2 separate regions of the Homo sapiens genome follow, and region 1 is linked to region 2. A link is an interaction called in ENCODE POLR2A ChIA-PET data of the cell type or tissue named here. Cell type or tissue: PC-9. All regions are shown on one strand.

Region 1 (5,000 bases), 820 kb before region 2:
TTTTTGAGACTGAGTCTTGCTCTGTCGCCCAGGCTAGAGTGCAGTGGCAAGATCTTGGCTCACTGCAACCTCTGCCTCCCAGGTTCAAGCAATTCTTCCGTCTCAGCCTCCTGAGTAGCTAGGATTACAGGCGCATGCCACCATGCTTGGCTAATTTTTGTATTTGTAGTAGAGACAGGGTTTCACCATTTGGTCAGGCTGGTCTCAAAACTCCTGACCTCAGGTGATCCGCCCACCTCAGCCTCCCAAAGTGCTGGGATTACAGGTGTGAGCTACCGCGCCCGGCCTGAACTCACTTTAATTAAAGGAAAGTAACATCCTCCTCTTCTTCATTAGGGCTGAGATCTTGGCCAGAGTGCCCAGGGGAGGGCAAAAGAGGTCATGTACTAGGCCAAGTGTGGCCAAGAGTTTGGTTACATAGAGGGGTAGGTATAGAGGAAGGGGGGAAGTTGAGCAAATAAGTAGACAGACTGAGTGTAACAGTAACCAGGCTTCTCACCAGTGGAGAAGAGAGTTAAACATACAGAAAGAGAGAAAGCCAGGATAAATCCTGCAGTGGTGAATTAGAATTGGAAATACTAGTTTGAATTGATGGGTGTTTTTTTTTGTTTGTTTTTTGTTTTTCTTTTTTTGAGATGGAGTCTCGCTCTGTTGCCCAGGCTAGAATGCAGTGGCATGATCTTGGCTCACTGAAACCTCCGCCTCCCGGGTTCAAGCAATTCTCCTGCCTCAGCCTCCCGAGTAGCTGGGACTACAGGCGCCCACCACCATGCCAGCTAGTTTTTGTATTTTTATTAGAGATGGGGTTTCACCATATTGGACAGGCTGGTCTCAGAACTCCTGACCTCATGATCCACCCACCTCAGCCTCCCAGAGTGCTGGGATTACAGGTGTGAGCCACTGCGCCAGGCCTGAATTGATGGTTTTAATACACACAGATTCAGAAAAAGATACAGATGTATCTTGTGTGTATGTATGCACACATATACATATATTTCCCACCTCTGTCCTTCAAGAGAACATGGAAACAATGACACCCAGGAAGTAATGAGCACACCTAGCGCCCACAGGGTAGTTCCTAAATACCATTTTAGTACCACATTAAAAGGAATTAAGGAGTAGTGGTGTGCACCTGTAATTCCAACTACTTGGAAGGCTGAGGCAGGAGGATCGCTGAAACCTGAGAGGCAAAGTTTGCAATAAGCCGAGATTGCGCCACTGCACTCCAGCCTGGGAGACAGAGCAAAACTCCATCTCAAAAAAAAAAGGAACTAGGGTTCCTTTTAATGATCCTGGACCACAGTGTTATGCCAGTTGCAAGAAAGTGCTTGGAGAATGATGGGACCATTCCAAAATGACACAGGAACTAGTTTGTAGAGGTTCCCACCGGCCAAATGTGGAACAGTTTAAGCATCCAAATAATTATAATGGTCATAAATTGTAGCTCATAGTGAGTTCATGGTGATATAAATAAGCACATGAATGTGTGGAGGCAGGGGAGTTCTACCCTTCAACAGAATGACAACTAATAGGTCTAGAAGCAACGATAGAATGAAAAAAATCATCATTTGATGACCAGGAACTGTGGCTCACATCTGTAATCCCAGCACTTTGGGAGGCCAAGGGAGAAGGATCACTTGAGCCCAGGAATTCGAGACCAGCCTGGACAACACAATGAAACCTTGTCTCTATAAAACTAAAAGTAAAAACATTAGCCAGGCATGGTGACTCATGCCTGTAGTCCAAGCTACTCAGGAGGCTGAGGTAGGAGGATTGCTTGAGACCAGGAGATTAGGCTGCTGTGGGCCATCATCGTGCCACTGCACTCCAGCCTGGGTGACAGGGTGAGACTCTGTCTCAAAAAAATAAAAATACAAAAATCATCACTTGGTGATACTGCTGAGAGAGAGCATTTCAAAAAAAAAATCACCATTTGGCAACTATCATACTAAGTGAACTCCTGATCACTTGAGGTCAGGAATTTGAGACCAGCCTGGCCAACATGGCGAAACCCTGTCTCTACTAAAAATACAAAATTAGCTGGGAGCAGTGATGTGCACCTGTAATTCCAAATACTCGGAAGGCTGAGGCGAGAGGATCACTGGAATCTGAGAGGCAAAGGTTGCAGTAAGCCGAGATTGTGCCACTGCACTCCAGCCTGGGTGACACAGCAAAACTCCATCTCAAAAAAAAAAAAAAAAAAAATTCGACAAAGAGTATTTACATCTCATGTCACAAAAGACTATATGCCCTAGGGATGAACTCCTATACGTCAGTAAGACCAATGACACAGCAGAAAATGAGCAAAGGATATGCAAAGACAGTTAACAGAAAATACAAATAGCTCTCAAACAAAAAGATGCTTCATATGAAATACACAAAACCAAAAGTTTAATAACATATTGTTGGTGAAGCTAGCAGAAAGAGTCACTCTTATATATTTCTATGGGAATATAAACTGGTTAAACATCTATATAGGATAATGTGGCCACACCTATCAAAACTTAAAATGCACGTGCCTTTTGACCTAGCACTCCCATTTCTAGAAATACTTGCTCATGTGTGAAATAATATATATGGGTGGTCCCCAACCATTTTGGTACTGGGGACTGGTTTAGTGGAAGACAATTTTCCACAGACAGGGGTTGGGGACTGGGTGGGAATGGTTTCAGGATGAAACTGCTCCATGTCAGATCATCAGGTATTAGATTCTCATAAGGAACGTGCAGCCTAGATCCTTCACATGTGCAGTTCACAATAGGGCTTGTGCTCCTATGAGAATATAATGCTGCCACTGATCTGACAAGGAGCTGGTGCTGAGGCGGTAATGCTCGCTCACCCCTCACCTCATGCTGTGCAACCCAGTTCCTACCACGCCACAGACTGGTACTATTCCGCAGCCCAGGGGTTGGGGACCCCTGACATATATACAAGGTAATTCTGGGCAACACTGGTTGTAAAAACAAAATATTGGAACAACATTTAAGTCCAATAAAATTCTGGTTATATGAATTATGGTAGACCCAAATAATGGAACACTTTGCAGTGTGAAACAACAAAACAATGAAGCTCTTTTGATGTGATACAGATTTCTAGAATCTATTAAGTAAAAAAAGTAAGATGCAGAAGTATGCAAAGTGTGCCATATGTTGTATAAAATGGTAGAGATAAATAAAAAAATATATATATATTTCATACAAAAAGACATAAGGAAATTACTAGTTAAAGGTTGCCACTTGGAGAAAGGGGAAGGAACTAGACAGACGAGAAAATTTTTCATTGAATTTCACAGAATTTTTTTTTTTTTTTTGAGACATAATCTTGCTCTGTCTCCCAGGCTGGAGTGCAGTGGCATGATCTCGGCTCACTGCAACCTCCACTTCCCGGGTTCAAGTGATTTTCCTGCCTCAGCCTCCCAAGTAGTTGGGATTACAGACGTGCACCACCACACCCGGCTAATTTTTATATTTTTAGTAGAGATGAAATTTCATCATGTTGGCCAGGCTGGTCTCAAACTCCTGGCCTCATGTGATCCTCCTGCCTCAGCCTCCCAAAGTACTGGGGTTACAGGCGTCAGCCACCGCACCTGGCCTGAATTTCCCTGAATTTTGAATTGTGTGAATCCATTACTGATTCAAATAAAAATGTAAAGCCCTAAAACAAACAAAATACTGCCTGGTATAGGAAACCTGTTTCCTATAGGATACAATCCAAACTCTTGAGTTTGGTAAGTAAGAATCTTCATAACTAGAAGGGAGAATGTGGGGTCTGAGGTCAGGTTCCTGGGGTTAACATTTAGACTAGTTTAATGATGAGATTGCAAGACTCTGGGCATGTAATTTAGTCTCTCTAAGCAACTTCTGTAAAATGGAGACAACAATAGTACCTCCTCCACCACTGAGTTGTGAAGAGTGAATGAGGCAATCCATGGCAATGCTTAGCACAGTGCCTGACATATTGTCAGACACCAATCGATGCCAGCTACTTATTTTAATAACATGGTTCGATCTACCTTTCCAGAGTTCAATATCCCTGTTTCAGTACCATGAGCTGAGGCTCTGAACCTCTATTTCCTGGATTGCCAAACTTTTAAAAACTGGTTTTCTGATCAACTCAGTCTCCATGCTCTCCTTGGGTGAACTACCAACTGTGACAAGAATGTCTATGGCTTCAGCCAAGCCTTTTCTCCTAAACTGTAGGCTTTAGCTCCTAAATGATTAGTCTACACTTACTCCTGGATGTGCCTGTGAAGGAAACAAAATATCCAAGATTAAATTCATTATCTTTCTCTGCTCCACCTCCCTAAATATGCTCCTCTCCCTACATTCCTAAAATAGTTAACAGCTCCACTAATCATTTGTCATCCAATCCAGAAACCTAGGAGTCATTCTTAATTTTTTCTTCTCTCTCAATTGCTCTCCCAGCCCAAATGTTCACCAAATTCTTTCCATTCCAACTCTTGAATAGCCCTTAAATCTTTCTATTCCCTGTCCCTGCTTTAGTTCTCTTATTACATATGAATTCACAACACTCCCAGAGTGCTCTCAGCTCTTGATTCTCCCCTTCCCAATGCACCCTTGACAATGCTGCCACAATTCGCTCTTGAAATTCAAATCTGATTTTTCCATATTCAAACTCTTTTAATGGCTTTCTAGTGCCTAAAGAGAAAGTCTCTACTCCTAAGCATGGTACACAGGCCCTTCAGTGACACTGTCCTGACCAGCTGTCTTCCTCACTGGCCAGCCCCCACACATCCTTTCCTTCAGCTAAACAGCACAGTCTCCTGAGCTTGTTGCTCTTCTCTCATTGCTCATCACCCTTGTCCAGGCTCTGTCCTCTACCTGGAACAGGGTCAACTCATAGGGTCTGTAAGCTGGATGGGAACAAAATTACATCTTTATTTTCACTAACCTCTACTAAAAATTAGCATTTCCTTCTATTATGATGGCAGGGAGCAAACCGTCATATTTGTATTACATGTGACTTTGTCTCTACAAGAA
Region 2 (5,000 bases):
CACTGGTCAATTAGAACAATGTGACAGTAGGATACACCAGAGGGCTTATGTTTCTAATCAATAAAAAAGTCATGAATAAAAATAAAAATATGTATAAATAAAATAATTATAATAGAAATAAAAAGGAACCTTAAAAACTAACAAAATCTTCCAATAATTTTCCTAAAAAACATTATAATAAAATAATTCTCCAAAGTAAAATGTGAAGTGAAGGATATTGATTTGCAGTCACACAATTTTGTTCAGGGAAAAATACCACAAAAAGTTGTTAATAATTAGCTTAATAACTTTATTTTAATAACTAGTATATAGTTACAATTATAATGTAAATTTTGTTTAAAAGACTAAAAAGTTTATTTTCATAAATTTTCATTTAAGATAAATTCCCAATATCCTCTCCAGCAACACATGTATACATTATTTACTATGAAAATTTGACACTTGCTTTAAATAATTTAAAGTGGTCTTTTTTCAATGCCATTTGCTTTTGGATAAAACATCCCTTTATATTCTTGTATTTAAAATAAAGTCTAAGGCTAAGAAAAAAAAACTGGATAAAAATAAGAAAATGGACCTATTGTGTTTAAATGAATGTTCTTTATTGGTAAAGAAATACAATAAACACTAACATCTGAAGTGATAGGGTTTACAGGAAAGTATTAAGTTCCTTTTGGCTAAACAAAATGATACATCTAGAATTCTATGAACAGGAAAGCATTATTCAAAGAAATACTGTCTACATCTAGGGACTAATAACAATATCTGCGGTATCACTAACAGTCCAATAAATTGAAATAATAGGCTAGAGAGGATTAGTAAGCCAGCAACTCCATAATTTCCACTAGCAACTGACCTTGTTCACTGTGGACAACATATGTTCATAAAACACTGTGCTTGAAAAGCAATGCCCTAATGTTACATCACAGGGCAAAAAGTAATTACAAAAGTTTATATTAAAGACAAAATAATCAAGTATAAAAATCTGTGTAAAGGCAAATATTTTATGTTTTATTATAGGCTAAGGGATAGCAAGGCACCACAATGTTAAAAAATTTATAAAATAAAAATTTTAAATAAAAATACCATTCATCTGTTTTTAATAAGCTAGGAAAATACCTTTATTACCTTATTTCAGGGGCAGAACACCTCCATCCAGCTCAAGCTTTAAGAACCATGGTTTAGGATGCCATCAAGAGGATAGAGGTAAATAAAACTTAAATACTAGAGTATCAGTGCCTAACGTGTCCACATATTAGAATCATCACACAATCTTAAACGTATTCCTTACTCTTAGATTCTGGCATGTACTACTGTGATATATGGATGGTGTCCATGAGGTAGTGTCCTCAAAAGTCCCTTGGATAGAGAGTAATGTCTAACCACTTTGAACTAAAAATGTTTATTATAAGTTGCTTAAAATACCACACTACTACTTGGAAACAGTAATCATGCCTTTCTCAAAGAAAGATTTATTAAATAATAGAATCACTAAGTACCAGTGACAACTATCATTATTTTACACATATTGTGAGTGATTTATTGCATATTATTCTGCCAGTTGTATAACATCTTCACTAGTATTTACAATATATCTACAGTATGTAAACCATTGCACTAAACATACAACAGGCATGGACTCTGACTTTCCTTTTAAAAAAGCTTGGATCTGGGAAGAAAACCCACAAATGCTGACAGTAACTCTTATGTTCTAACCACCAGATACCACTTTACTTCAGAACAACAAACCACACACATAGCTTTCAAAATACTCTTTAGTTTGACCAAGGTTATGGTTATATACTATGCTAAATTATATGAATCAATATCCCTTAAGATTCAAACTATTTTGACATTTTGGTGACAAAATCTAAAAACATAGATAGAATAGGGTTTCTACTTTGTAAAGGTGAATAAGTAATCATCCTTAAATCCAGAAATTAGAGGCAAAATTTTTTTAAGACATTTCAATGAAAATTCCACATGAGAATGACAGGAAAAATACCTGTGGTTAACTGACTCAAGCTCAGTCACTAAGAACCTGTGTACTCATAAGGATACGGTTTCATAATCATAGATCCAGAGTCATTACTCATCTTACTCTTCTCTTTGCTTCCTCACAAAGACAAACTGGCCTTGAGTGTGAGAAACCAAATAAAAACTTGCCTGAGGCAGATAAATCATTCCAGGATGACAATCATCCTGGAAATGCAGACAAATCATACTGTTCATTGTAATCAAGCTACCAGTTGAAAACTCTAGATCACATTGAACTATATTTATATTTTGAGCAGAGGTGTGGGAAATTACTAACTACAGAAGGTATTTGACTAAGACTAAAATTTTATTTACATATATATATAGTGATTGCTAATAGGTACTTGAGGTGATCAAAGTGTGTGTGTGTGTGTGTATATACACACATACACACAGAAATATTTTACTGAATGAATACACGGATATAAAACAATAATAAAGTAGCAGCACCATTACATGTTCAGATAACAAATGGAAAATTTAATGTGACTTAAGGTCACAAAACACCAAATCATTATTCTGGAGGCAGAATACACTGTTTGCAAAATACAAGGGTAAATGCCCAGGCGAAATGAAAACATATGTTCACGTAAAAATTTGTTCATGAATGTTCATAGTAGCATAATTAATAATAGCACAAATGTGGAAACAACCCAAATGTCCACCAAATGATGAATGTATAAATGAAATATAGTATATCCATACAATAGAAAGTCAGTGATAAAAAGAAAGTACTGCTGCTATAACATGGAGGAGCCATGAAACCATTATGCTAAGTAAAAGAAGCTAGACACAAAATGTCACATATTGTAAAATTCCATTTATATAGCATCTATAAGCAAATCTATAGAGACAGTATATTACTGATTGCCTAGGTCTGATGGATGGGACCTTTAAGGGTAAACAGGAATTGCCTGCTAATAGGTATTTGGTGTAATGAAAATGTTCTAAAATTGTGGTGTGCTTGTACAGCTTTGTAAAAATACTAAAAATAAACTGTACAAAAGAATATTATGATTCCACTTATATGAGGTACTTGGGAATCGAATTCATAGAGACAGAAAGTAGAATGGTGGTTACCAGGGCCTAGGGTGAGGCAAGAATGGGGAGTTAGTGTTTAATGGGTACAGAGTTTCAGTATGTGAAGATAAAATAGTCTGGAGATGGATGATGGTGATGGTTGAACAACAATGTGAAGCTACTTATGCCACTGAACTGTACACCTAAAAATGGTTAAAGTGGTAAATTTTTTGGTATGTGCATGCTATCACAATAAAAAAGTAATTGAATTGTGTGTATTAAGTAGATGAAATACGTTATGTAAGTTATATCTCAAAAAAGCTGTTAAACAAAAATAAATAAGGTGTGTATGCAAGTATATGTAAAAGTAAGAATATTAAAGTTACCACCACATTGGTAAACTCCAAGTCTATACTCGTAAACCACTGGCTCTGTTAACAGACACTGGTTAGACTGGAATAAGATGTCCAGATGTGTTGAGGCTGGGATGCTAGTCTCAACATTCTCATTACTCTCCCACTATATCCCTAGCCTGTGTGATTTCACCCACTCCTGTGGCTTCAATGTCCATGGGCTGATGGCTTCCAAATGTATATCCTCATATGGGAACTAACCTCTGCTGCTAAACTCCTGCCCCTTTATTCCGCAATACTGCTTGAAGCGATGCTCTCAAGTTCCTGAAAAACTCTCAAACATCATGTGTTCAAAGTGGGCCCCCAAATGGAGGAGCACAGAATCATAAGAGACCTAGGACCCACAACTTACTAGCTGTGTAGTCTTGGAGAAGTAACTGAAACTTTCTGAGGCTCTAATTCCTTACTTTTAAAATGAGAATAACACTCCCTCGCAGGATTATTCGGAGGATTAAACCAGATAAAATGCATTTAAAGTACTCAGGGAGGCTGGGCGCGCTGGCTCACACCTGTAATTCCAGCATTTTCGGAGGCTGAGGCGGGTGGATCACCTGAGATCAGAAGTTCGAGACCAGCCTGACCAACATGGCGAAACCCCATCTCTACTAAAAATACAAAAATTAGCTGGGCTTGGTGCTGTGCACCCGTAATCCCAGCTACTCAGGAGGCTGAGGCAGGAGAACCACTTGAACCCGGGAGGCGGAGGTTGCAGTGAGCCGAGATCGCACCACTGGCCTCCAGCCTGGGTGACAGAGCAAGACTCTGTTTCAAAAAAAAAAAAAAAAAAAAAAAAAGTAGTGTCCAATATAAAATATCACAGATTAAGTTTTGCTCATAAGTAAAAGCTAGAGAAGCCTAGTGTTTTGTGCAAGTTATACCCTAAAGTTTTAAACAGTGAAATAAACTACCAATCATAATGCTTAAAGCAAACCCTTTCTGTTTTTTGTTTTCCTTTGTTTTTTAAGACTTCCTTGGAAAACAATGAGCAACTGAAAACCAAGGAATTACTAATCTTTATAGGCTTGAGAAGCAAAGAAATGACCCAGTTGCCACATGGATAAAAAATAACACTTGGTTGACTAGTAAAAATTTGGGGTGATTATTAGACATTCTACAGGTTTTTAGTGGCTAGTCTAAGCTCTTAAAATCCAGAATCTCTGATTTTTGGAAACCAAGTGTAACTGCAAATTCTAAAGCTGAGAGACAGGTACATGGTTATTACAGTATCATACCTCTACGAGGACCATCATAGTATATACTTATGAAGAGATAAATTCTATTATAGGTTGGGGTAGCTTAGCCCTCAAGATTATTAGGCATAATCTAAAAAACCAACAACTTTATAGCTGATGTAACAATTAGCTACCATGACCACACTGGGTCAGATCCTTTGCACCTAATATCTGAACAAAAGAGACTATCTTCTGGTTATCTGAAGGTTTGGTAATCAATAGCTTTCCAATTCCAGTATCTGGAAAATGAGCATTAAAAAAATACTGGTAGGCAGGAGAAAGTAGGATAACAACTAGATAA

Evidence for each region. Peaks named below come from ENCODE experiments on the same cell type or tissue, not always from the same donor. Only the 100,000 strongest peaks of a DNase experiment are listed, where the experiment ranks them.
Region 1: POLR2A ChIA-PET joins it to region 2 with 20 read pairs; 1 of 35 experiments calls an interaction of 5 or more read pairs at or near these places.

What each region holds. Positions count from the first base shown.
Region 1 is chr1:179,058,282-179,063,281 of GRCh38, reverse strand. The region is part of intron 4 of FAM20B (FAM20B glycosaminoglycan xylosylkinase); the gene reads right to left. Among named protein-coding and RNA genes, the nearest start is that of TOR3A, 21 kb to the left of the region's middle. In PC-9, no CTCF peak of the experiment used is centred here; DNase peaks (open chromatin) are centred at 1,721, 2,231 and 4,361; H3K27ac peaks cover 4,724 bases.
Region 2 is chr1:178,236,018-178,241,017 of GRCh38, reverse strand. The region is part of intron 1 of RASAL2 (RAS protein activator like 2); the gene reads right to left. Among named protein-coding and RNA genes, the nearest start is that of RASAL2, 140 kb to the right of the region's middle. In PC-9, no CTCF peak of the experiment used is centred here; a DNase peak (open chromatin) is centred at 2,117; H3K4me3 peaks cover 1,565 bases; H3K27ac peaks cover 5,000 bases.